3 separate regions of the Homo sapiens genome follow, and all the other regions are linked to region 3. The links are chromatin loops, found by intact Hi-C in ENCODE. Cell type or tissue: B cell. All regions are shown on one strand. Links, peaks and the distances in the headings refer to the core of each region. The heading gives the core; the rest is flanking DNA. Region 1 has its middle 110 kb from the start of PTGER4. Region 2 has its middle 93 kb from the start of PTGER4. Region 3 has its middle 190 kb from the start of PTGER4.

Evidence for each region. A loop is a pair of places that touch in the nucleus more often than their neighbours do. Peaks named below come from ENCODE experiments on the same cell type or tissue, not always from the same donor. Only the 100,000 strongest peaks of a DNase experiment are listed, where the experiment ranks them.
Region 1: a loop joins it to region 3, with 2.9 times the contacts of the local background. A loop is called at or near these places in 3 of 110 quality-filtered maps.
Region 2: it touches region 3 in a loop (2.5-fold over the local background); 4 of 110 quality-filtered maps call a loop at or near these places.

Annotation. Positions count from the first base shown.
Region 1 is chr5:40,566,828-40,575,173 of GRCh38, forward strand. No RefSeq gene overlaps it. Among named protein-coding and RNA genes, the nearest start is that of PTGER4, 110 kb to the right of the region's middle. RefSeq lists an enhancer at 4,124-4,353. In B cell, for the core only: no CTCF peak of the experiment used is centred there; DNase peaks (open chromatin) are centred at 3,014 and 4,074; H3K4me3 peaks cover 677 bases.
Region 2 is chr5:40,583,153-40,591,498 of GRCh38, forward strand. No RefSeq gene overlaps it. Among named protein-coding and RNA genes, the nearest start is that of PTGER4, 93 kb to the right of the region's middle. In B cell, for the core only: no CTCF peak of the experiment used is centred there; no DNase peak of the experiment used is centred there.
Region 3 is chr5:40,482,774-40,491,119 of GRCh38, forward strand. No RefSeq gene overlaps it. Among named protein-coding and RNA genes, the nearest start is that of PTGER4, 190 kb to the right of the region's middle. RefSeq lists enhancers at 3,973-4,032, 7,660-7,809 and a cis regulatory region at 7,734. In B cell, for the core only: no CTCF peak of the experiment used is centred there; DNase peaks (open chromatin) are centred at 1,898, 2,828, 3,848 and 4,278; H3K4me3 peaks cover 2,295 bases; H3K27ac peaks cover 2,948 bases.

The DNA of each region.
Region 1 (8,346 bases), core at 1,961-6,960, 84 kb after region 3:
TCAGGCTACACAGGGGTCAGGGACCTGCTTGACAAGGCAGTCTATCTGTTCTTGGAGCTTGAACGCTGTGCTGAGAGAACCACTGCTCTCTTCAGAGCTGTCAGACAGGGACGTTTAATTCTGCAGAAGCTGTCTGTTGCCTTTTGTTCTACTATGCCTTGCCCCAGAGGTGGAATCTATAGAGGCTGATCTGTGGTGGGCTCTGCCCAGTTCATGCTTCCAAGCCTCTTTATTTACACTGTGAGCTACTCAAGCCTCAGCAATGACGGACACCCCTCCCCCCAACTAGCTGCAGCATCCCAGGTCTATCTCAGACTGCTGTGCTAGTGGTGAACAAGGCTCCGTGGGCATGGGACCCACCGAGCCAGGCACGGGAGGGTATCTCCTAGTTGGCTGCTTGCTAAGTCCGTGGGAATAGCACAGTATTTGGTCAGGAGTGTACTGTTTCTCCAGTTACCATCTGTCATGGCTTCCCTTGGCTAGGAAAGGGAACTCCCCTGACCCCTTGCACTCCCCTGGTGAGGCAACGTCCCACCCTGCTTCTGCTCACCCTCCATGGGCTGCACCCACTGTCCAACCAGCCCAATGAGATGAACCAGGTACCTCAGTTGGAAATGCAGAAATCACCCATCTTCTGCGTCAATCTCACTGGGAGCTGCAGACCGGAGCTGTTCCTATTCGGCCATCTTGGAAGCAACCATCAACATACAATTTTTCTTAAAAACCTTTCCCTACTTCACACAGTAAGGCTTGACTTTTGTGTGAATGTGTGTGTTTGCAGAGTTCTATTACACAACACATACTCAGAGAGAGACCATTTTCACTCATAATACATTTCTGCAATCTATGTGATTTATTTTTCCAAGGAAGACATGTTTAATTACATATTGTATTCTTAAGTAAGAAACTTGTACAAAATAAATTACAGGCATGCCCACAGTAACAGGTGAAAAAATAAAGCTGTGAATATATACCCTAGGACTCCTAGATATAATAAAATTATCCCTCAAGACAAATAAGAAATATCAAATACTGCAATTGTAGCTACCTAAGGGACTGAAGCATATATAGCACATAAGACTACACTATGATATTTTACCTAAAATTAATATGTAGGCTATAACAAACAGTAAATTGCTCATTAACAACAATCATATTTATATCCTAAGGATTTAGAAATATTTATTTGGGTAATTTGGAATGCTTAGGTCTTTCAAAGAAAGCTGTCCAAAGAAAATCGAATGGGTGTCTTTTCTTGTAATCAATTTACTTGTAGTGAGAAAGTATTCAAATTCATTATATTTTCTCAGGATATTCTCAGGCAGGTACATCAATATGTTTTTATAATTGTTACCCATTGAAAAATACTTTTTTAAAAATAAGGACTATTCCAACATTTTCCCATCTTTGTCTTTCTTGCTTTAGTTAAAGCTGGTAACAAATTAAATAAAGACCATTAAGAAAAAATGAGTTTCACTCACTTAACATTTTCTTGACACTAGTCAGAGAAGAATATTCTCATTTAGACAGAAATTTTTGAAATTCTTTTTTAATATAGACAGTTTAAAAAATTACTTTAAACCATCTCAGATCTTATAAGGGAATTTCAGAATGGCAAATCTAAGTCACCTTTAGTTGAACAAGAGAGACATAGCAATTTAGGGTTTCATTTAAAAAGAGCTCGGAAAAGATCAGTGTTGAGGATAAAAGATGCATTCATCAGGATTCAACCCTTTGTAGCAATCTGGCTTCAATGTCAGAGCCCTTTATTCAGCATTCTTTCTCCTTTGCACTTTTTGTGTACCAATCAAAAGAACTCATGGATGAGACAGTAAAATGAGTACAACCACTTGAGGAAGCTGGCAGTATCTTCTGATACCGAGCTTATACATATTTTATGACCCAACAATTCCACTTTTATCTGCACACTTGACTCAGATAAATACATCTATTCACCTAGACATGTCCTAGCATGCTCATAGAAGCACCATTTCTAATAGCCAGAAATACCCAAATTCCATCAAGAGTAAAATTGATAAATAATGTATATTTACACATTATACACAAATGAGAATGAATGTTAACAGCAACCACATGCAGTATGATGGCTCTCATTAACATAATGTTGAGTGAAAGAAGCTAGAAACAAAAGAGTACATAATGTATGATGTAAGTTATATGACCAAAACATGAGCCAAAGTACCAAAGCACCCTATGCTGTTAGAAGTCAATGTCATGATTACCCTCAGTGGAGAGAGGAATGAGGAGCCAGAATAGATTGTGAGGGGGCTTATGTGGTGCCGGTAATGTTCTTCTTCTTGATCTAAGTGCTGGTGACACAGATGTGTTCAGTAGCTAAAAGTTTATTGATTTTAAGTGATGATATTTTTACTTTTCTGAAAGTATATTCTAATTTGATAGTGTTTAAAAGAGGATCCAGGAATTCAAAAGCACCTTTCTACTGCCACAAAGAATCACATCCCTTGAAAGATGTTAAGGACTGAGCATGGTGTCTCACGCTTGTAATTCCAATGTTTTGAGGTGCTGAGGCAGGAGGATGACTTGAGCCCAGGAGTTCAAGACAAGCTTGGGAAACATAGAGAGACTCTGTCTCCATTAAAAAAAAATGTATATATATATAATATTAGCCAGGTGTGGTAGCACATGCTTGTTAATCCCAGCTTCCAAGCTACTTGGGAGGCTATAGCAGGAGTCCAAGAGTTCCAGCCTGGGTGACAGAGACAGAGTGAGACCCTGTCTCAAAAAAAAAAAAAATGTTAAGGTTCCCTGAGTATCCCAGTGAGTGCCAGATTGAAATATTATTCAAACAAGGCATAAATCAGCCAAACATTCAATCCAGCTGAGTTGAGGATTTTGGTTTTTGTTTCTGTTGGGTATTTATAAGTAAAGACTATCAGAAAACTGGAAATGAAAGTTAGTTAGTATCTCAGACTACACTCTGCACCAAGTAGTTTGCTTAAGAATCGACTTCAAAACAGCTCACATGAAGCACTTAGGATATACCACTCCAATTTTTTTATCAGAACTAATATTTATGAATTAGAAACTGATGGAGAATTAAACTTCATGGAGAATTTCAAAAGGTCAAGAACATGACAGCTTGTCTTCCTCTGGAAATTTGCTGCGGCTTCATCACCATGAAAATATGTTTCTCCACCCTCCCCATCACTTCCCCTAAATTGTTTTTCTTTAACAAGTCAAATATGTAGAAAAAAACATTTTTATCAACTCTTCTGCCATTGTGACATTGTTGTAAACTATATTTCCCAAGATTCAAACACAAACATAATGTAATAATAACAGCTGGACACTTGGAAGATGTTAGCAAGTGACCATGCAGATACTTTAAATCTGGACTCTCTTTGGATTCTAGAGAGCATGTTTCTAAGATCACGTTGTCTTCTTCAGGAGTCAACCATACAATCACTTTCCTCAGGAAGTTCCATAGGACAAGATATAGAACAACACACAAATAAATATTCAAAGAAGAGAATGTTTTGATGTGTCTGGTTCCTCTGACTCAAAAAAAAAAAAAGGTCTCTTTTAAGGACTCAGACAGGGACAAGGGCTCCCTTCCTTCTTCATGGGAACAGATGCAAAAGATCTCTTCTGACTGGCCCCTTCTCTTTAAATCTTCTTTTTTCATTTATTTCTAAAGTATCCAAAGGCACAGGACAGGCTGCTGCTACACATCATTATTTGCAGTCCTTTGAATGTCTTCAGCAAATGACCTCACTACCTCCTAGAAGGACATGAGTCAGACCTTAGCATGAAAACAAACATACACCTAAACCATGTCACACTCTTGAGAACATATTCCTCTTAGCTTCACAGATGCTGAGAGTGTTAAGATTTGAGCACAGTACATAAGTCATTTGAATTAAAGCCTTCTTCATACAATCAAATTAAGAGACTTGGCTAAGGGCACACAGCTAATTAGAGCTTAAGCTAAGACTAGAATCCTAGATTGCTAATTCCTAGTCTAATGCTTATTTGTGCTATATCAAGAGGCCTTTAAGTCATGAGAAATTACATAAATGAATGACAATCTACTTTTGTGGGTTATGCATTGCTACTCAAGCGGAGCCAAGAGCTGTAAGCCACAGAGTAAAATAAAACTCTGTATGAACTGGACATTCTTCAGGAGATATGTGATGTGCCAGAGATTCCTGACATCTCCACCTACTTGCACAGCTGTTGTTACACATGATGAACACCAAGGAGATAATATAAGGAAAGGAAAACAAGGCACGCACATCTGCATGTGCATGCACACACCTCCTCTCCCTTGCCCTACTGTAATCCATCTGATGAGCTACCTATATCCTAAGAACATAGGTCAAGAAAGATATGCAACAGCATCCCAGTTTTACGAGGGAGAACGGAAAGAATCAAGTCCACCAGAGATGGACTTTTTCAGGGACCTTAAGAATCAGTAAGAAAAGAAAGGAATTTTCATTCATTCCTTCTTTCACTCAGCACATTTGTATCTTATTCCTGCCATGTCCAGGTATGGTGCTAGTCAGTGAGGATACACAGATAAAACATACAAGTCCCTGCCTTCAGGATGCTAACAGTTAATTGGGCAGGCAACAATTGCCAAGCTGTGTGGGAAGTGCCATGGTGGAACGTGGCAGCTGAGAGAAAAGATTTACAAAGGGTGGAGGCTGGGGGATGCAGAGAAGCAGAAGGGAGAAGAGGATACAGGAAAAAGTTAATGCTAAGAAGGTCTTCCCAAGAGTGAATAGTAAAAATATTAGAAATTACATCATTTTCTTCTCTAAGAGACATTCTCACATACTCAATAGTTCGGTGGTTCTCAAAGTGTGGTCCCAAGGCTAGATGTGTCAGCATCACCTGAGAACTTGTTGGAAACAGAAATGGTCTGACCATATCCCAGAACTACTGAATCAGAAACTCTTAGGATGGGGCCCAGCACTCTGTTGTAACAAGCCCCCAGGTAATTCTAATGCGCTCTAAAGTTGGAGAACCATTATACTAGATAAATCAAAGCAAACTCGAGGGGAATGAAAGCCCATATGTCCAAGCAGTTAAGAGCAGGCCTGAGGGCAATGATTCTAGTGTGGTAATGTTTCATGTAAATGCACCAAAATGGGAAGTAATCTTTTGTCAGATATGACCTAATTTATATTTCAGAAAATATGGTTCTCTGTTTTTGAAGGCCTATGGACCCCTGTGTTTCCTAAGATCTACCATACAAATGACTGATATTCCTGAAGTAAAAGCTTTGTAATTTAACCTGGAGTCAAGAGTCTTGGATGGAGATCAACACAGATCTTCAGAAGGCACAAGAAGGTCCCATAGGACACACTACAGAATCTAGCGATGGGACTCACAGGGACTGTACCATTTACATTTTCCCTAGGGCTACATAGTCCCTGATTTTCAGTGTCTGCTTCTTTCTTTATGGCTTCCCCCATAGAAGGGTTTTCTACTTCCACTTATCATAGTTTGCCACATGACCCTTCTTGGCCTCAACTCTATAAGATATTAGAGTTCCCATATCTGGAAGTGTGTCTAGCATCATACTCTAAGTGTCTTAGACTTAAAGCTTCTTAGTTTAAATTCTTAAAAGAGAGAATGTGATCGTCCCAATGGTTCATTTAGCTGTGGCCTCCGGTATTAACAAAGCAGAAACAGCAGCAGACCGGAGGCTGAGTATTGACGTTAGAAGAGGTTATGGAACTGGCAAGGAGACAACGTTCAGAAAACCTAACACAGTAGAAATTATCCATTTGGCCCCTGAGAGTTCCATCTAACTTCACGAGTCTCTGGAACAACAGTGTATCCTTTATTTCTGTAAATTCCAAACAAATGGTAGGAAATTCATAGAAAAATGCAACAGCTTGTAAAATATGTTGATTACATATTTTAAAACCTTAATTATACATGCACCCTTCACTCTAGAAATTTAAATCCTAGGGTTTTATCTTAAGAGAAAATTTGGGATGTGCCCAATAAGAAATAAGGAAAAGGAATTCTTGTCACGGTATTGTTTTTCATAGCAAACTTTTTTTACAAAAAGAAATGATCTAAATATCTAGAAATTGGGATTTTTATCAATGGAAGTCATTTTTACTTTTTTTGTTTTTACAAAAAAAATTCATCATTCATCTTTGGTAAACTTTTTTCTCTTCATTAAAAAAAAGTCAGTAAGCCTTAACATTGTTTTAATACTGGCATAAGGAAATTGCAAGCAGATGGCCTCCCACGTTCTGTTTTTCTTGTCTGGGTTACAGTCACTATGATGATCTAGCTGCAGCTGCTGGATGATCTCTTCCAGCTGCAGATTTGATTTGCTCCTACTAGTCCCTAATTGAATTTAGTCGCTTCCCTTCTCTCCTCCACATCAGCAGAGGCCTCCCAATCTTAAAGTCCCAGTCTGCCTCTGTCCCTGTGTCCAAGGGCAGAAAAGTCCATATTTTGGGCTCTGAAGTTCAACTAGATTAAATTTCAGTCATTCCAGTCAATAATCTAAAATAGTTTTTATAATTAATGGCTAACTAGTTCTAGTCTTTGACTTGCTAGGAATTACTTGAGTCTCCATGTCTTCCTATCATCTTAACAGACAAGAGCAGAATGAGTTGGAATGCTAAAAAAAAAAATGAAATTTATCTTTTCTTTAAATACAAGAAAGATCTTGTGTCCAAGAAAGATTACAAAATTACGGTATTAGAGTATAAATAGCTAGAATTAATAGAGTGATTTTCCCTAACCCAGAATCTTTTCCTCTTTGTCAGAATGTTGGATGAAAGGACACAGAGTTGAGAGAATGTGATAATTCTTAACCCATTGCTAAGGGTGTAACCATGAAATTTCTTTACTGTAAAGTTAAAGCTTCGGGTTATTACAAACCCAAAGGAGTTTGTTAAGACCTGGCAACAAAATCAATAAAGGTGAAAGCAATTTACATCACCCTGGATGATCGCAATTTTTTTAATAGTCCCAAAGTCACCATATTTGCCATTAGTCTATATCTGTAACATGGACATCTGAGGACAATGTGACTCATATGGCTGAGGATCTCCAAAATACAATAAAATCTAAACTCACTCCTAAGAAGAGTAGGAGGAGCATGAAAAGTACTGTGTGTCTCGTTAGTATGGCAAATGAAAGTATACAATTTTTGTGACTACTTAGCTCACCATGTCATCGACCCCAGACACACACTGCCCCTGAGTGTCTTCCTCTGTAAAATAACGACACCTCGGCATGGCTAATAAATAAAAGTTTGGAGCCATCCTGGTTGAAGAGGGCAGGATAGAAACAGTATTCTGGTATTCAGTCTCCCCTTTGGTTTCCTCCATTTCTTCCTTGTACCCAAAATGGCCACCTTGGCAGAACCCAAAGGTTCTACAGCACACAGAGTGACCACCAACAAGCCATGCAGTTTCTAAGGCCCCTCCCTCCTATAACAGCCTTCACTTCTATATGCCTGGGAGGTGTTTATAAAAATTGACACTGCTTACCTAGCTTCATATACCGGCACAGCACACAGCAGGTGCTTCATAATGTTGAGTAAATTGAATTTCAACTAGTACCTGTTTGCTCAATGTTCTAATAAAACTTTCAGAAGAGCAAATATTCTAGGTCCTAGATTACTGATTTTTCAGCAAATAGGAATAGAACAAAATTACAAACCAATGTTTAAAATTAGGGTATCTCTAAATTTTATTGTATGATTTTTGCCTCCTGTTATTAATACCCACTTAGGTCTCACTTAGTTCCTATTTCTGAATTTCCCTCATAACTCATAGATTATGTTCTGCTTGTCGCTATGTGGCAGAATGTAAAGAGGACTTTCTTTATTGGGCTCACTCTGACCTGGGTTCTAATCCCAGCTCTCACGTGTACTATCTATGGGACTTTGAGCGAAACTTTAACCTTCATCGTTTCCTCATCTGAAAAGAATGAAACAGGGAAATAAGGAACAGGGAAAAGGCTGATTTGAGGATTATATGGAATAATGTGTCATGGATAGCAACTGATAAGTGTTCCATAAATGACAACTGTAATAATTATTTTTAGTTGATCCAAAAATGAAGAAGCGATCACATAGCATACCCAAGAAGACTATTCCTCCTTTTAAAAAGAAGTCTATTAAGGTATCATGAGGGAGAGATATTTAAGAGTTCAAGGAAAGATAGCTGCTTTAATATCAGAAAAGGGAGCTTAGAGATAGGAGTATCCTAGTTACCATGGCTGGTTAATGACGGATAGTTTGACTTGTGTATCCCCATATCCTGCCAAACCAAATAATCCCATGCTCTCCTGCTAGACCAAGTCTCTCCTATAATCCTTTTT
Region 2 (8,346 bases), core at 1,349-6,348, 100 kb after region 3:
TATCTGGTCTTTACGAAAAGAAAAAAATACTATTTGCAACAACATGGATGAATCTGAAGGACATTAAGTAAAATAAGACAGGCACAGAAAGACAAATACCACATTATCTCACTTATATGTGGAATCTAAGAGTTGATCTCATAAAAGTAAAGAGTAGAATAGGGAAGGGGGGAATGGCAATTGGTCAAAGGATATAAAATTTCAGTTAGATAGGAGGAATAAGTTGAAGAGCTCTATTGTAGAACATGGTGACTACAGTTAGTAACAATGAATTTGTATTCTAAAAATTACTAACAGTAGATTTTACATGTTCTCACCACAAAAAAATAGGTATATGAGCTAATACATATGTTAATTATCTGAATTTAGCCCTTCTGCAATGTATACGTATTTCAAAACACATTGCACATGATAAATACATAACTTTCATTTGTCAATTGAAAAGGAAAAAAATTTTAAAATAATAAAGGTGAACCTGCATTCAGGTTCAAAAATCAAATAACAAATTTCAATAAAAAGGTACAATAAAAATGATTTCACAGCTCTTCAGTTGAAAATATTTCCTATATTTGTTTTATCACCAGAGAGAGCCTACTGTGTGATGCAGATATCTGTAAGCTGACACAGGCCTACTCAACTCTGTACCTCATACCACCATTAGGGCATCATGTTCAATACTGGCATTGTGTTCTAAGAGAGGTGGACTAGCCTGATACTCAGCAAGTATCTACCAGTATGGCCAGCCTAGCGACCAAAAGGTTAATACCAGGCACAGCAAGTGTCTCCATTCTGATACAGTTGCTATCTGTGCCAGATGGATTGTATTGTTAATATTGCCAAAAATGAAATACCAAGAAAAACTACTAATCAGGAGTGGGAATTGCCTGGAAATTATGTCAGAGGAAGGACCATTGAAGGTTCAAGTGATCTTTAGATTTCAAAGGAGACGATTTGGGATGGGGAAGAGGCAGGGGGACTATGAGCACTGCCTTCAAATACATGAATGGGCTCCATATGAGAAACAAATTAGATTTATACCACATGGCTGCAGGGGGAGGAATTGCACACAATGATTGGAAGTTACAATAAGGCTGACGTTTGTGCACAATGATTGGAAGTTACAATAAGGCTGATGTCAGTTCTATATAAGGAAGAACTTTTGAATCCTGGTGCCACCCAACAATGGAACTGACTTTGTGAGGGTAGTGAATTTCCAGTACCAGCACAGGAAGGGAGCAATAATTCTAGGAGTGCTGCAGCTGTGGGTGCTTCTGTTCTGGAGGGTGAATTAAAGAGATCCCAAACTTAAATATTAATCTGAATTCTCAATGGAAATTTTAATAGACTTTATTTCTTAGAACAGTTTTAGGTACACAGCAAAACTGAGAAAAAAAGTATGAAGAGTTCTCATATACTCCCTGCTCCCCTGTAGACACATATGAGCCTCCCTCAGCCATCAGTGTCCACACCAGAGTGGTACATTTGTTACAACTGGTGAATCTACATGACACATCATTATCACCCAAAGTCTATAATTTACATTAGGCTTCACTCTTAGTGTTATACATTCTATGGGGTTTGACAAATGCATAACGACAAGTATTCACCACTATAAATGAAACTTTTTAAAGACCAGGCCTCCTGCTTCCCAACCCAAACCTACTAAATCAGTATCTCTAGCCACTGGAGTTTGGAATTTTGTGTACTTTAAAGCTCTTCAATTGATGTTGATACACAGATATGTTTGGAAACCTGCATTCAGTGATCTGCAAAGTTATTTTCAACCTTTAGATTCTATAATTCTATTAACAAAATTCACAATAACTTTTTTAAAAGAGTAGTTCACTTTTGAACACTTACCAGGGCTTAGAGGAGAATCTTTAGCCTGTCAAACACTATGCTAGACCTCATTTAATTCTCACAACAACCCTATAAAGAAAATGTTAATATATATTCCCATTTAATAGAAAACAAAACTGAGGCCCAGATAGATTAAGAAACTTGCCCAAGATTACAGAGTCAGTAAAAGGCAGAGTGGGGATTCAAACTGAGGACTATTTGATCCACATTCTTTCCTTCACACCATTAGACCTTGAGAGTTTTGAATAGAGACACAACTTGAAATTACTAATATTAGGGGTGAGGGGTTGAGGGGGTTTTGCCTGGTGGGTTTTTTTAGTAATATATTTAGCACATGGGAGGGATATTTTGTACATATTTTGAACATAAAACTAGATGATATTCCAGGAACTTGTAAGTGACTTACATCAAGCCAGCGACTAACATAGCCAACGCATTTGCTCTATGAATCCAAAATATTGGTCTAAGGGTTCTATGGTACCTAAACAAAACATGTGGTGAACTATCCAAAATGAGAGAAAAGAACTCAACTACATCTTTGTTCATCATAATGGACTCCAAACCAGAAAGGACATTTCTACATTTTCACATTGGAACCATTACCCATTTTCTGAGCCACCGAAAGGAACAACTAGCTTCTTAGAGCTGTATTTCTGCCACTTCAAGGAACATGAAAATATAGTTTTGTGGTTATTAAGAGTACACATCTTTGAGGCAAACCTAGATTCTGGGTCCGCCACTAAATATGTAATTTTGGGGAAATTACCTAACCTCTCTGGGTTAGTTTCCCATCTGTAAAATGCACTGATGATATTTTAATATCTGCCTTCCGGAGTTACCACGAGAATTAGATAAGATGTTGTATGTGAAGCAATTAACACCCCCTTGATACTTAGTAAGCACTCAATAAGCATTCTTATTAATGGAGAAGTCAAGTCCAACACAATCTCTGCAATCCCTTGGCTGTCCAGCTAGGGTAGAAACCAATTATTGTTGTGTCCACAGTCCCGACTAAAGGAAAAAGGTATGTGTGTTGGAGTGGAAGGAGGGTGAGGTTAACCTATCCTCAGGCCTATGAGAATTTGCTCTTAACCCTTAACTATAAGGATCTTAAAACACCTCCAGGTGTTTTAAGAATGTAAGGGTCATTGGTATAAATGAAAGCAAAGAATGTAAGGGTCATTGGGATAAATGAAAGCAAAGTTACATACTGAAAAGTCAAAAACTGACACAGAAATGGAGCTATATTAGAAGAAGGCTATAGCCTTACTTCTGCCTCCATTTCTAACTATATTATTTGCAGATGAATTAGAACAGGCGAGGTGGGGCTGGCACAAAACATGTTCCCATGACACAAGACAATAACCAGCTCACACATCTTTGGTGGCCCCTGGTACTGAGCACCAGAGGCCCTCATTGAGGACAGGCACTCCTTTTTCACCTAAAAGTATTTCCTCTCTACTGGGAATCAAAAATTGCCTTCTACAAACTAAATTGCCAGCAACATTCATCAAGAAAATAGCACTAACTTAGCATAAGAGGCCTTGGATTTAGAAGACGACACAACAACGTCTAGAGACCCAACATGATTGTCAAAGACTGGGGAGCTTGCTGAGTGGGTGAGCAAACACATTCTGAGTAGCCTCTGTATTGGGAGGTGAGAATTCCTATATAAAAGTGCTAATAATCTGCATTAATTGATTTGTTGAAAAAATAAAAAATAAAAATAAAGTCACTTATTAACAGCCAGTAAATACAGAATTCCTTCCTTGGGTAATGGATGGCATAATGGGACATTGCAAACTTGAGAAATGGAACCATTTCTGATTTATGAAGGCATATACAGCTAAGCTAACTTGTAGGGTTACTTTGATGGGATAGAAGAAAATAACCCATTTAAACTCCTCTCACAAATCACTTTTTAAAAATGCTTCCTTTTTAGACCATTAAAACTTAAAGTAAACTAAAACTATATTGTTTAAGAATACATAAATAGGTGTAAAACTACAGTGGAAAACAAGAACATGAACATCTTACTGTCCTTGTTAGGATACTTACCTAGAGGGGGAAGGAAAAGGGATAAATTAGGTGGAGTCATTCAGGAAGGTGTAAGCAATGTCCTGTTTCTCAGCTTTAATGTTGATCTATACTGGTGCTTGTTTTTTATATACTAGGGTTTGTTTTTTATACAGGTGTTTGTTTTATAAATCATTAAACTAAATTTGTTTTGTGCAAAAAAATAAGACATTTATTAGAGAAGTATATATTAAACTAACGGTAGTTATGTCTACTGGAAAGAAGTAGAACTGTGAGAATCTGTCACAGTGACTGTTGTTTTCCTAAAAAATACTTCAGCATCATTATTGTAATAGTATGTAAGTGCTGATTCACTTAAGCTTTGATTCTAGAGATACTCAGCAACATTCTTTCAAGAATGCAGTACCGAGGTATGAGCTAGTATTATACTAGAAAGGGCCTCTCTTCAGAGTGGCTGCTGTTAAGCCCTTCTGCTGTCTGTATCTTGATTGACAATAGACATTTTGCTGATGCATAAGATGTCAAATTAGTCCAATTAATTATGTGATACTAATGACTATTTATTTGCTTGATGCATGCTAGAAATTCTCTCCTATTTGTGCAATTACAGGTATTCAAGGAATGTGGATTGTCTAGAGTTGTTAAAGATCTGTTCACTCTTGTGTGTACAAGGGAACTGAGTAACATGTCTCCTTAGGAATGGAAACTAATCTCTGATACATTCTATATCCAACCATTGTTTCAATCAAATGAGACTGACTAGATGACATAGAAATAAGCCAACCTGTACTCTGACACCTGAAAGAGCAGATGACTGAGATTTCATGGAGCCTGCAGATCAAATTTGTGAATAGTTTTATACCTGCTAGCTAGTGAATATTTGTTGAATATGTATTTGACTATATAACAGACTTCAGTCTGAGACATGTATTCATTTTAATCTGGTAGCAAGGTTGTGGAGAAGAAGCTAACCATTGCTACTTCAAAAATCTTTTGTGGCTATTGTTATCAAGACAAAAAAGAAAGAACCTAAAAGTTTTGCATGACTAACATGATGAAAGTTGGTTCACAACAGAGTCTTTTGCTTTTTGCTGATCTTTTTCTAAAATTATTGACATTTGTAAATTGAATGAGTCTTATTTTACAAAAAGAAAAACTATTAAAATACCTAATAGAAAAAGAAGCAAAAGACCTAAGGAGACATTTCACACACAAAAAAATACATATAGTCAATAAACATGTAAGGAGCTGTTCAACATTATTATTAATCAGAGAATTAATCAATGTGATATCATTTTAAACTCGTTCATTTGGCAAAAAAATAATACTGAGTCTGACAATAATTGGCATTTTCAAGAATATGGAGCCACAGAATCTTCTATGTCTTGCTGGAAGTAGATTAAATTGGCTCAATCACTTTGGAAAATAATTTTTCTCATCTCAAGGAGTTAAACATTCACATGCCCTCTTTCACTCCCAGGGGTATACCCAATAGAAATCCTTGTGCCAGTACTCTAAGAAACATGCTCAAGAATGTCTGTAGCAGCACTGTACACAAAAGCAAAACCTAGAAATAACCCAAATGCCCATCAACAAGATGGAAAAAAATGACATATTCATACAACAAAGTCCTATTCGAAAATCTCATAAATTAACAATAGCAATACACAACAATATAGATGAATCTTAGCAGTATGTTATTAAGTTAAACATAATTCTCAAAAGATTACACACACAGTAGGATATCTTATTTAGGAATAGATACAGATGCGATAAATTATATTAAAAGAAAAGCAAGAGAAAGCAAGGGAAGAGGGTGATGCTTCCCAGGGAAGAGAAAGCTAGGAATGGGGTGGTACAGAAGAAGGAAACCATATAACTTGATGTAAGTTATTATCAAGAATTTAGCTCCTGTCTTTGGCCAGGTGTGGTGGCTCACACCTGTAATCCTAACACTTTTGGAGGCTGAGACAGGCAGATCACTTGAGGTCAGGAGTTTGAAACCAGCCTGGCCAACATGGTGAAACCCCCATCTCTGCTAAAAAGAAAACACAAAAAATTAGCCAGGCGTGGTGGTGCACACCTGTAGTTCCAGCTACTCAGAAGGCTGAGGCAGAGAACCGCTTAAACCTGGAAGGCAGAAGTTGCAGTGAGCCAAGATCACACCACTGCACTCCAGCCTGGGTGACAGAATGAGACTCTGTCTAAAAAAAAAAAAAAAAAAAAAAAAAGAATTTAGCTTTTATTTTTGATGATGAGTTTATGAATGATTATATTAATCATGATGGATGAGTAGATAAAAGCAGGCCATACATAAAACAATGGTGAGGTTGTATTATGAGACATCCATTAAGTTTTCTCCATTCTGTGCACTTGAAGACAAAATCAAAACAAATCAAGGAGAAAAACAAAATAAACTTTAAATCATATATATTTATATACATATAGTAGGCAACCCAATTGTGTTTATTCTAGATGAAAACTATTGCTGTTATCTTGCTTCTCGCATTAAAACATCTGTATCAAATTGTTTTTTAATACTATCTTAAGGATTTTTTTTTACATTTTATGCTCTAGCCAAAGCCAAGTATAGTTGGATAGTTCTTTGACTTTCCACAGTTTTTTTAAGTGAAAAGAATATTATATATCATTTTTATGTTGCAAATGACACAGTAATTACCAAACTAAATAAAATATTTCAAGATCTTTTTGTTACAATTATGAATTTCTTGCTGGAACCCAATTAATTTGAATGGGAAAAAAATCAGCTGTAAAAATCACCAAGAAGGAATAAAAGACATTGTATATACCCATTCAGAAGTGTAAGCAACAAAATTCCTGCTTTGAATAAAAGCATTACTACACAAAAGTAAATAAAGTATTTTGGAATTTGCTGAGATAATTGTTACATGAAAACATTAAGAACAAGTTTTTCTTTTTTTTTTTCCTTTCCAATTTTTATTTTAGATTCAAGGGGTACATGTGCAGGTTTGTTACATGGGTAAATTGCATGTCATGGGGGCTGTGTACAGATAATTTCATCACCCAGGTAATCAGCATAATACCCAATAGACAGGTTTTTAATCCTCACCCTCCTTCAAACCTCCACCCTCAGATAAGCCCCATTGTTTATTGTTCCCCCTCTTTGTGTCCATGTGCACTCAATATTTAGCTCCCACTTATAAGAGAACATGCAGTATTTGGTTTTTCTGTTCCTGTATTAATTCACTCAGGATAATTGCCTCCAGCTCCATCCATATTGCTACAAAGGACATGCTCTCATTTTTTATAGCTGCATAGTATTCCAGGGTGTATATGTGCCATATCTTCTTTACAGTCCCCTGTTGATGGGCATCCAGGTTGATTCTATATCTTTGCCATTGTGAAGAGTGCTGCAATAAACATACCTGTGCATGTTTCCTTATGGTAGAATGATTTATATTCCTTTGAGTATATACTCAGTAATGGGATTACTGGGTTGAATGGTAGTTCTATTTTAAGATCTTTGAGAAGTCTCCAGACTGCTTTCCACAGTGGCTGAACTAATTTACATTCCCTCCAGCAGTGTATATGCCTTCCCTTTTCTCTACAATCTCACCAGCATCTGTTATTTAATTGTGTTTGTTTGTTTGTTTGTTTTGAGATCGAGTTTCGCTCTTGTTGCCTCCTGGGTTCAAGTGATTCTCCTGCCTCAGCCTCCCAAGTAGCTGGGATTACAGGTGCCCACCACCATGCTTGGCTAATTTTTGTACTTTTAGTAGAGACAGGGTTTTACCATGTTAGCCAGGCTGGTCTCGAACCCCTGACCTCAGGTGATCCACCCACCTCAGCCTCCCGAAGTGCTAGGATTACAGGCATGAGCCACCGCACCAGTCCTTTGACTTTTCATAATGGCCATTCTGACTAGTGTGAGATGGTATCTCATTGTGGTTTTGATTTTCATTTCCTAATCATTGGTGATATTGAGCATTTTTTCATAAGCTTGTTGGCTGTGTGCACGTCTTCTTTTGAGAAGTGTCTGTTTACGTCCTTTGCTCACTTTTTAATGAGGCTGTTTGTTTTTCTCTTGTTAATTTGTTTAAGTTTCTTACAGATTCTGGATATGAGACCTTTGTCAGCTGTATAGTTTGAAAATATCTTCTCCCATTCTGTAGATTGTCTGTTTGCTCTGTTGATAGATTATTTTGCTGTGCAGAAGCTCTTTAGTTCAATTAGGTTCCATTTGTCAAGTTTTGTTTTTGTTGCAATTGTTTTGGAGTCTTTGTCATGAAGTCTTTGCCTGGGCCAATGTTCAGAATGGTACTTATTGTTCCACTGGTCTATGTGTCTATTTTTCTACCAGTACCATGCTATTTTAGTTACTGTGGCCTCTATAGCATAATTTGAAGTCAGACAGTGTGATGCCTCCAGCTTTGTTCTTTTTGCTTAGGATTTCTTTGGCTATTTGGG
Region 3 (8,346 bases), core at 1,874-6,873:
GCTGAGGCAGGAGAATAGCTTGAACCTGTGAGGTGGAGGTGGGAGTGAGCAGAGATCACGCCATTGTACTCCAGCTTGGGTGACAGAACGAGACTCTGTCTCCAAAATAAATAAATAAATTGATAAATAAATAAATTAATTAAAGTATGTTTTTGGAGATAAGCAGTATGTTTTAAAATAAGGGCATATACTTGAAACAACTCTGGAAATTTATCATAAGAAATTCAGATAATACTTAAGCAACTAAACAAGGATGTTTATTGCTTATTGTTTAGATAATAGCAAAAAAAAACAAAATCGGATTTTCTATCAAGAGTGAATTCGTGTCTTTAATTACAGACAAATTATATGTCATATAAAGTTACATATTGAGAGATATCAATCTGTCTATATCTCATATCCACACATTATAATACCATGAAGTGTTTAAAATAAAGCAATAGTTAACAAGTGATCATGGAAAGATGTCTCTGAATTAAAGAATCTCAATAAATGACTTTGGTAGGCATAATTCCAAGACATCCTTCACAGTTCCCTGCCACCTGGTGTACATGTTTTGCCTAATCTCTAGGATTGTTAATATGATCAATTTTACCCCCAGGATTAGGTTATATCATGTGGCACAATCAACTTTAAGAAAGTTGACAGATTGTTACTGGCTAGAAAACTTAGAGAGCCACAAGGCAAGGAATATGGGTGGCCTCTAGGAGTTGCAAACATCTCTGGCTGACAGCCAGCAAATAAATGAAGACCTCATTCCTACAACCACAAGGAATTTAATTCTGCCAACAAACTGACTGAGTTTGGAAGCAAAATTTCCCCAGAGCCTCTAAATGAAAACTCAACCTGTTTGACATATTGAATTCAGCTTTGTAGGATCCCAAGCAGAGAATCCTGTCATGCCACCCTGCCAAACTTATAGAACTGTGAACCAATAAAGAGATGCTGTTTCAAGATGCAAGTTTGTGGTAGTTTATACACAGCAATAAAAAACTACTACAATGCCAACCAGAATAAATAAAAAGAAACCAATATCTAGATACTGCAGAACAAGAAAGAGAAATGAAAGATGTTTAAAGTAGCTAGAAAGCAAAGAAAAATTACCTACAAATAAATAAGAACTAAATTGAGAGTTGACTTCTCAACAGCAATAATGAAAAGCAGAAGACTGTGAAAGAATATTTTCAGTCTTCTGAGAGAAGATAACTCAGCCTGGTAATACATAGCCAGCCAAGCCATCCTTCAAGAATGACAGCGGAATAAAGATATTTTCAAGAAAAACTGAAAATTTTCAATACAAAGCTGAATATTTTCACCTAAGAGTCACTGATTAAAGAGTATATTCCAGGAAGAAGTGAAAATGATCCAAAAGAAAAATCTGAAACACAAGAAAGATTGGTGAGCAGAGAATGTGAGGAAATAATCTAAGTGAACAAAAATATGTGCCAAAATTTGAACACTGACTATATAAAATAATAATAGTAATGGGAGGGAATGATAAAAATCAGGCTAGTGATAAAATACTGGACAGTAATTATGTATAAACCAGGAGGCTGTGATTGGTAATTTGTGCTTAATTTTTGTAAAGTCTTTGCAATGTTATGAAAGAATATCTGAGGTCCAATTTTACTTGGCAATACATGGATATATAGAAGCTTTGCTTGATAGAGCAGCCCCTCAGATATAGTGAAGAAATCCTACAGATCAAAAAATATATATACCACAAACTGTAATGCTTACCAAAACAGGAAAAAAAGACAGATTATGGCAGGGGATTTTAAAGTCAGGAGAAAACTAATAACTTCCCTTTTTAAAGTTCACCTAATTGAAAGATGAAACAACAAAACGAAAACGCTTTTCTTGAGTTCACCCAACTCCTCAAAAGTGAAGTAGTAACCACCATCCCAGATCAGAGAACTGACATCATAAACCTTCAAGCCAACTCAGGTTTCATCTACCCTGCCCTACAGAATTAGACATGTGTGTGTGGATGGTGATGGTTCCTTACATAGTTTTTATCTCCCAACATTCACCAAAACTGTGTGAATCTCTCTGAAGAGGCACTAGAAACCTCTTGTGAACTAGTATTTCTCAAATTGGGATGTGAGAGATTGCAGTTTCCTCGGGAAGTAGACATCCAAACTGAGATGCTCTGGCTTTACCAACTATCAAAGTTGATACAAATGATTTTTTTTATACAGACCCCTCGAACGACCAAATAAATCATCTGCTCTCTCAACCAGAAACAAATAATCTAAGTGAACAAAAATACCTGGTTGAAATAAGTTTAGTGCAGGGTTATATTCTGCACCTTAAAATTGTGTTTCTGAGAGATATTCCTCATTGATTCATAAATTCGTCAACTTTGTACTGTTCAGGGTATCTGGATTAAGCATAAGCTTTGGAGTCAGACAGCCTGAATTTCAAAATCAGCCTCATAACTTACGTAACTATTTCTTAGCCCCACTTAGCCTCGGTTTCATCATCTATAAAGTAGCAATAATAACACCTGTCACACACAGCTATTTTAGAAATAAGTAAGATTTCAGAAATCGATTTCAGAAAGAGCTGGCACCAAGGAAGCAATCAATCAGTGTCAGCTATGAGTATTGATAACACTAATGGAGGCTGCATCTGTGTGACTAATCTGTACCAGGGGTTTAAATATCACTAACATTGGACTTTGGAATGCATAGACACATAAAATGTTGGAGTTTGCGGAGGCTTAAAGTTCACCCGTTCCAATTCTCATTTTCTGTGAGGATTTGAAACCCAGACAGACTCAGGAACTCGTACAAAGTCACACAGCCAGTATAAGGAACTGAAATCTGACCCTCAGCCACTGAGCACCAATAACACTATTTCTTCTGTGTCACAGCTCATGTGTCTTCTTTTTTAATCTTACCAGCAAATAATTTGTGAGGTTAATAAAAATTAAAATTGAAATACTTTTCATTGAGCACACCCCAGTGAAACGGAAGGAACAAGGGAACATGGGGTCTGGCCAAAGAGAAACCAAGTTTGAGGAAGAACGTGTTTGGCCTTCCTAAATATAGTTCACCATAATGCCAAGCAAAGGAAAACAAAGAGGCAAAAGATTATAGGCTCATTCTGATATCTCGTAGGCCTATTTATTAAGTACATGATCAATTTCATGGACAAATAATCTTATGTTTTTAGCAATTGTATTTTCTGGCCAAAAATTCTGGAAACTTGTGCTGACAATGAGATGAAATATTTTAAATGCCTATTATCTTTAAAAATTCAGGTTACAAAATTTAATCTACCAACCATTTCTATCACTGTATCTTGTTTTGACCCCACCCCCATTCCCCATTGGAGAGATATTTCTGAAAAGTGATTTATGGGAGCTGGCCTTATTTCCATTGCTTTAACTACCTTGGAGCCCTATCTTCTTTGTATTCTCTAAAATGACTGCCCTTTCTGCACAGTCACTAAATACCTATTGAGTAGCCCATGGTGTCCTTCTGATGACCATCTGATGGGAAAACTTGGACATTTGTGCTCATTATGAACCATCTGCCCTTGAGTCCAAATTTAGAATATACTAATTTTTAAATTGTATTTTTCAACCCCTATAGCTGGTGTAGGTTGAATTCAGCAAAGAATTTTTCTATTCTGTCTTTGGGGACCCTCCAGCATCTTCTCATTCACATCTGAAAGGACGTCTCCCAGTCCACAGTGCCTGTGATTGCCACATTCTGGTGAGAGCTATATGGCAGATTCAAAAATCATTGCGCAGCCTGTCAGCTGATTGGGGTGAATGATCAATGTAACCGGAACTAAAGTTGTATGACATCATCTTTGCCACAGCTTCACGTGACAAAGCTCACTTCAAAAGTGCTTCTTTCTCAGACAAAGCCCTTTAGTCAGAAAAGCCACAAGTAACAGTTAAAATCACCTGGTCCAACCATATGGAAAGACTCACCAAGGTTCATAAAAATGAAACCACCCAAAGTATATGAGGTCTTCTGAGTCCTAATCCAGGGCTTTGACATGGCATCACCAATGCATCACATCCCACATGGCTCTCACTTCTTCCCTGGCACCTCTGCAAAGTTCCAGGGGATTTCCTGCCTCTCACTCTTCTCTCCTCATTCTCTGGACTCACCCTGATCTCATTTATGTATGCTTTTATCATAATTTTCTCTAAAGTAGCCCCAAGTCATAATTACATTAAAACCTGAAGTCTGATAAAATAGTGAATATAAAACCACAGCACTGCTGTCAAAAGTAGAAGAGTGATAGTGAGCTTATCTCCAGGGAAATGGAGAAGTGGTCAAACCACACTGCTATTTTTACCTGCCTGGTATTATTTGAGCCTAACTGAATGTGTGGTCACATGGACAGTGATTCAGAGATGTTAGGAAATTCAGGTCACCATTTATTTAAAGCAACTAGGTTCAAAAGATCCTTATTCTTTCTTCTGCCATGAAGTTACATATCCTGGGAGTGTAAATGAACCAGTCTGGGCTTCATTTTACTCATCTGTAAAACGAAGGATTTGGACTACTTGATATATTATATCTCATTTAATCTAGGACTAAATTCTATTCCAATTGAAGGGTGATGTAGAGGGAAATTGGAAGGCTGATGAAAGAGTCTGAGGATTAGGTAGTGTAGTGTGGAGGAACAATGGAGACAGAAAGTCTTCCTTCAAATTTAGTCTTCAGCTGCATTACAAGCCAAGAGGCTTTGGTCCTGACACCCTCAGACCTGCTCTCTTATCTCTTCTGTCCCTCTACTTATTAGAATGTGTAAGCTGAAGTCATGCTTTTGAATATAACCATATTGATAAGGAGGTTAGAACTGTCAATCCTTCACACATATATGAATCCATTTGAGCAAATGCTTAAGGTATTTCTTCTTAACATTTGGTGACTCTTTTGATTATGAATTTAGTTATGAAAACTAGATAATTCTGGATATCACAGAATGAACAGGTCTTTATAGTAGGTCACATAGGCTTTGGCCCACAAGAGTGCTATCTGTGTAGTGAGACAACTCTCTAACACGGAGAAGCAGCAGAAACAGAGTTTGGGATATGCCTCACATGACCTGGCCATAGAAAAACATGCTGTTTTTCTAGGAACATGGATAGGAACCACAGCCCTTTTCACAGGACTCCTTCTTGTTGGGCTTTGGGCACCAATTCTGCCTGGCCTGGGCCAAGTCCCTGAGATGCAGTGGTGGCAAGTGAGGGTATTTAGTAATACCTGCAGCCCCCTTGGTTCCATCTTCTTCTGAAAGGCAGGAGCAGAAGAGCCTTTTTCCTAGCCCAATTCATGGACCACGAAAGAGTTCCAGAGTCCAAGCAACTGACAGTATCAGAGCATCTGAAAAGCATCATGTGTTTTTATGATTACAAGAAGGAGAAATTCATTGGGGCTAGCTAATGTAACAAAATAAAAATAAAAAGGACTCTAATGTGTGAGTGAACTCTGTCACTTGCCTACCCAGTTATTCATTTTCTTCTAGCATTATGCAATGGACAATAATTGGCCTTAGCCAGGGAATGCTTTACCCTCCCAACCTCTCTTTCTGCTAGAGGTGGCCATGCAATCCAGTGTTCAACTGGGGAAGCTTCTGAGAAAGTTTTTCTTTCTTGGTAAAAGGAACAAAAGAGGCTGGTTCCATCAGTTTCCTCTTGAACTCTGACTATTGTGACTATCTAGATCTGCCTTATATATAAACACCGCATTTATTTTCTGTAACTAATTTCTCATTTATTCATAAAGAAATCAGACATAGGACATAATGAGTGTTTATGGTCCCACTTAAGCTGAGAAAGCTTTCAAATGGCATAGGAGATATCTGTTCTTATACTATTACAAGGTCCTCCATAACCTTCACCTTAATTTCATCATAAAAATAGCTAACATTCATTACTAACTTCAATGCATTTGACAGTCATCATTCCATCTAAGCTTCACAAAAGTCCCATGAGATATATATTATTGATATTCCCATTTTACCAGTGAAGAAACTGTGTCAAGGAAACAGGTAGAAAGCCTAGACTTAGATTGAAACCCAAAGCATTTGGTTCCAGAGTCGGGAATCTAAACCACTATAACATGAAGCCACCTGCATATATATTAAACATTTCAGTTACTATCCCTAAGCAGACTACTTCTGAGTGTTGTCCTGGGAGATGATCTTCTATTCCTAACCTCCTGGCCCAGTCTTCAGATGCAGAGTTGATTGTTCTTCAGCTTGCCCATTTGTGCAGATGAAAGCAGGAGCTGAAGTGGGGCTCTTGCAAGGGCTACTAAAGGCTTTGCCTTCACTCTGAGTGCTTCACATGCCCAGACATTTGTACACATTAAGCACTTGAACCTAGATTAGGACAGGCTGAACTCATGGGAACTCACAGGTAGAAGATGAGCTGCCCCTAGTTGCTTCTTTGCAAAGAGACACCAACAAGATACTGGATTGTTCAGCATCTTTTCCTTCTGAAGGGAATAATTACTTTATGGGTGATGAGAAGCTCAAAAAAAAACCTCCCCATCTGTATTTATATGTTGCAAAATGCTACATGTCTCTATGTTACAGGTTCTCATTCCTCAGCTTAAAATGTAACTGTCCCTTATAAGATAACTTGGAAATTTACATCTGAAATGTGCAGCTTAATGTGAATGGGTTTATCAGGTCCTTTGATAAAAGCTGGATTTGGTTAGGGAGAAAAAGAAAAGAAAAAAGATGTACCTTTAGGTAGAAACAGGAAAGCAGACAAATTTTGACTTGGTTACAATTCCATCTAAGATCAGCCCGAGTCACATGTGAACAACAGGACTGAGAAGTTACCTAGAACACAGAATTCTCAGTACTAAAACCAGTATAGTCCCAGTCAAACTGGGATGGTTGGTCATCCTGTCACAGATTCACACTTTTCCATCTGCCTAGTTCTCAGGAAAACTTTTCAATTATCCGTTCTCTGAAGCCAATTCAACAGTCCCTTACTAGGTTAGTAGATAAACAAACCGTGGTAGATCCAAACAATGGAATACTGGTAGCAATAAAAAGGAACAAATTGTTGATACATGCAACAACTCAGATGAATCTTAAAGGCATTATGCTTATGAAATAAGTCAGTCTCAAAAAATTGCATGCTATATAAGAATACATTTAAAAGACATCCTAAAAAAAGAAAAAAAAAACTATAGTGACATAGGTCAATGGTTGCCAGGGGTTGGGAAAAGGGTTTGAATTTATATTCCTAAATAAATTACAAATATATATTTGTATGAATTTACATTATGTTTTAGATTATGTTTTACAAATATGTATTTTTATGAATTTACATTCATAAAGAATGACATGAGAAATTTTTTCAAAGTGATAGAACTGTGCTCAATCCTGGTAGGGATTACACAAATCTGTACATGAAATAAAATCCATAGGATTTTATACCAAAAGGAAAAAAGTCACTTTCTGTGATAAATTTTAAAATAAAATTCATTTATGAAGAATATTCCTTTAAAGAAAATGTTTATTCACACATGCATCTATGGCGTAGGACATAGATGAGCATTTTCTGTACAAGGAATAAGAAATTCTGAGTTCTTGACCCAATTCCTTTTAACTTTATGCCTAAACTTTGGCAAGTTGCTGCATTTCAGTCTTCAGTGTTCTAATCAATAAAATGAGAGTCACGAGCTAATTTAAAGAATGTCTGACCCAGCTTTAAAATTCTAAGAGGCTGTAATCTTGCACCATATGGAATTCCCCAAATTGTTTGTCTTAACTTTAGCGAAGACTAAAATTAGCTAACGGTGGCAGTTGGATTGGGCAGACATCAAATGAGGGTATTTCCTAATTAAAGATACTCTCAAAGGAGAAGTAAGGGCAAAAGTCTTTCCTACCAGAGAAATTTTTTTTAAAGGCAAACCTCAAGCTTAATAAACTTTCCTAGGCATTAAACCGCACATAGGACCCAGTAGAAAACTTATTCAAATTTTTAAATCACCTTTTCCCCTTCTTGCTCAAAATAAGAATTACAAATTAAAGGGAAAGGGAAACAAAATCACAACTCTTTCTGCCTGAAACTAAGATTTATCATTTTGGTTTTGCTACTGCATTTTAGAAAGGGTGATAAGAAAGACGGGACTTTTTTTTATGCTGCATAAAGAGATTTGAAGTTACTCAAATGAGTGTGTATTCAACCTGAAAGCAGTCTCATAGCTTCATATTGAAATTCCAGAACAGAAAACATTGCTGTGTCAGTTACACTGGAATGTCCCTTAAAATTTTTATTTTCACTTCTAATTGAGAAATTCCTGTGGAATGGATGGAGGACAAAAAGTTCACCTTACAAAGGACTTTAGA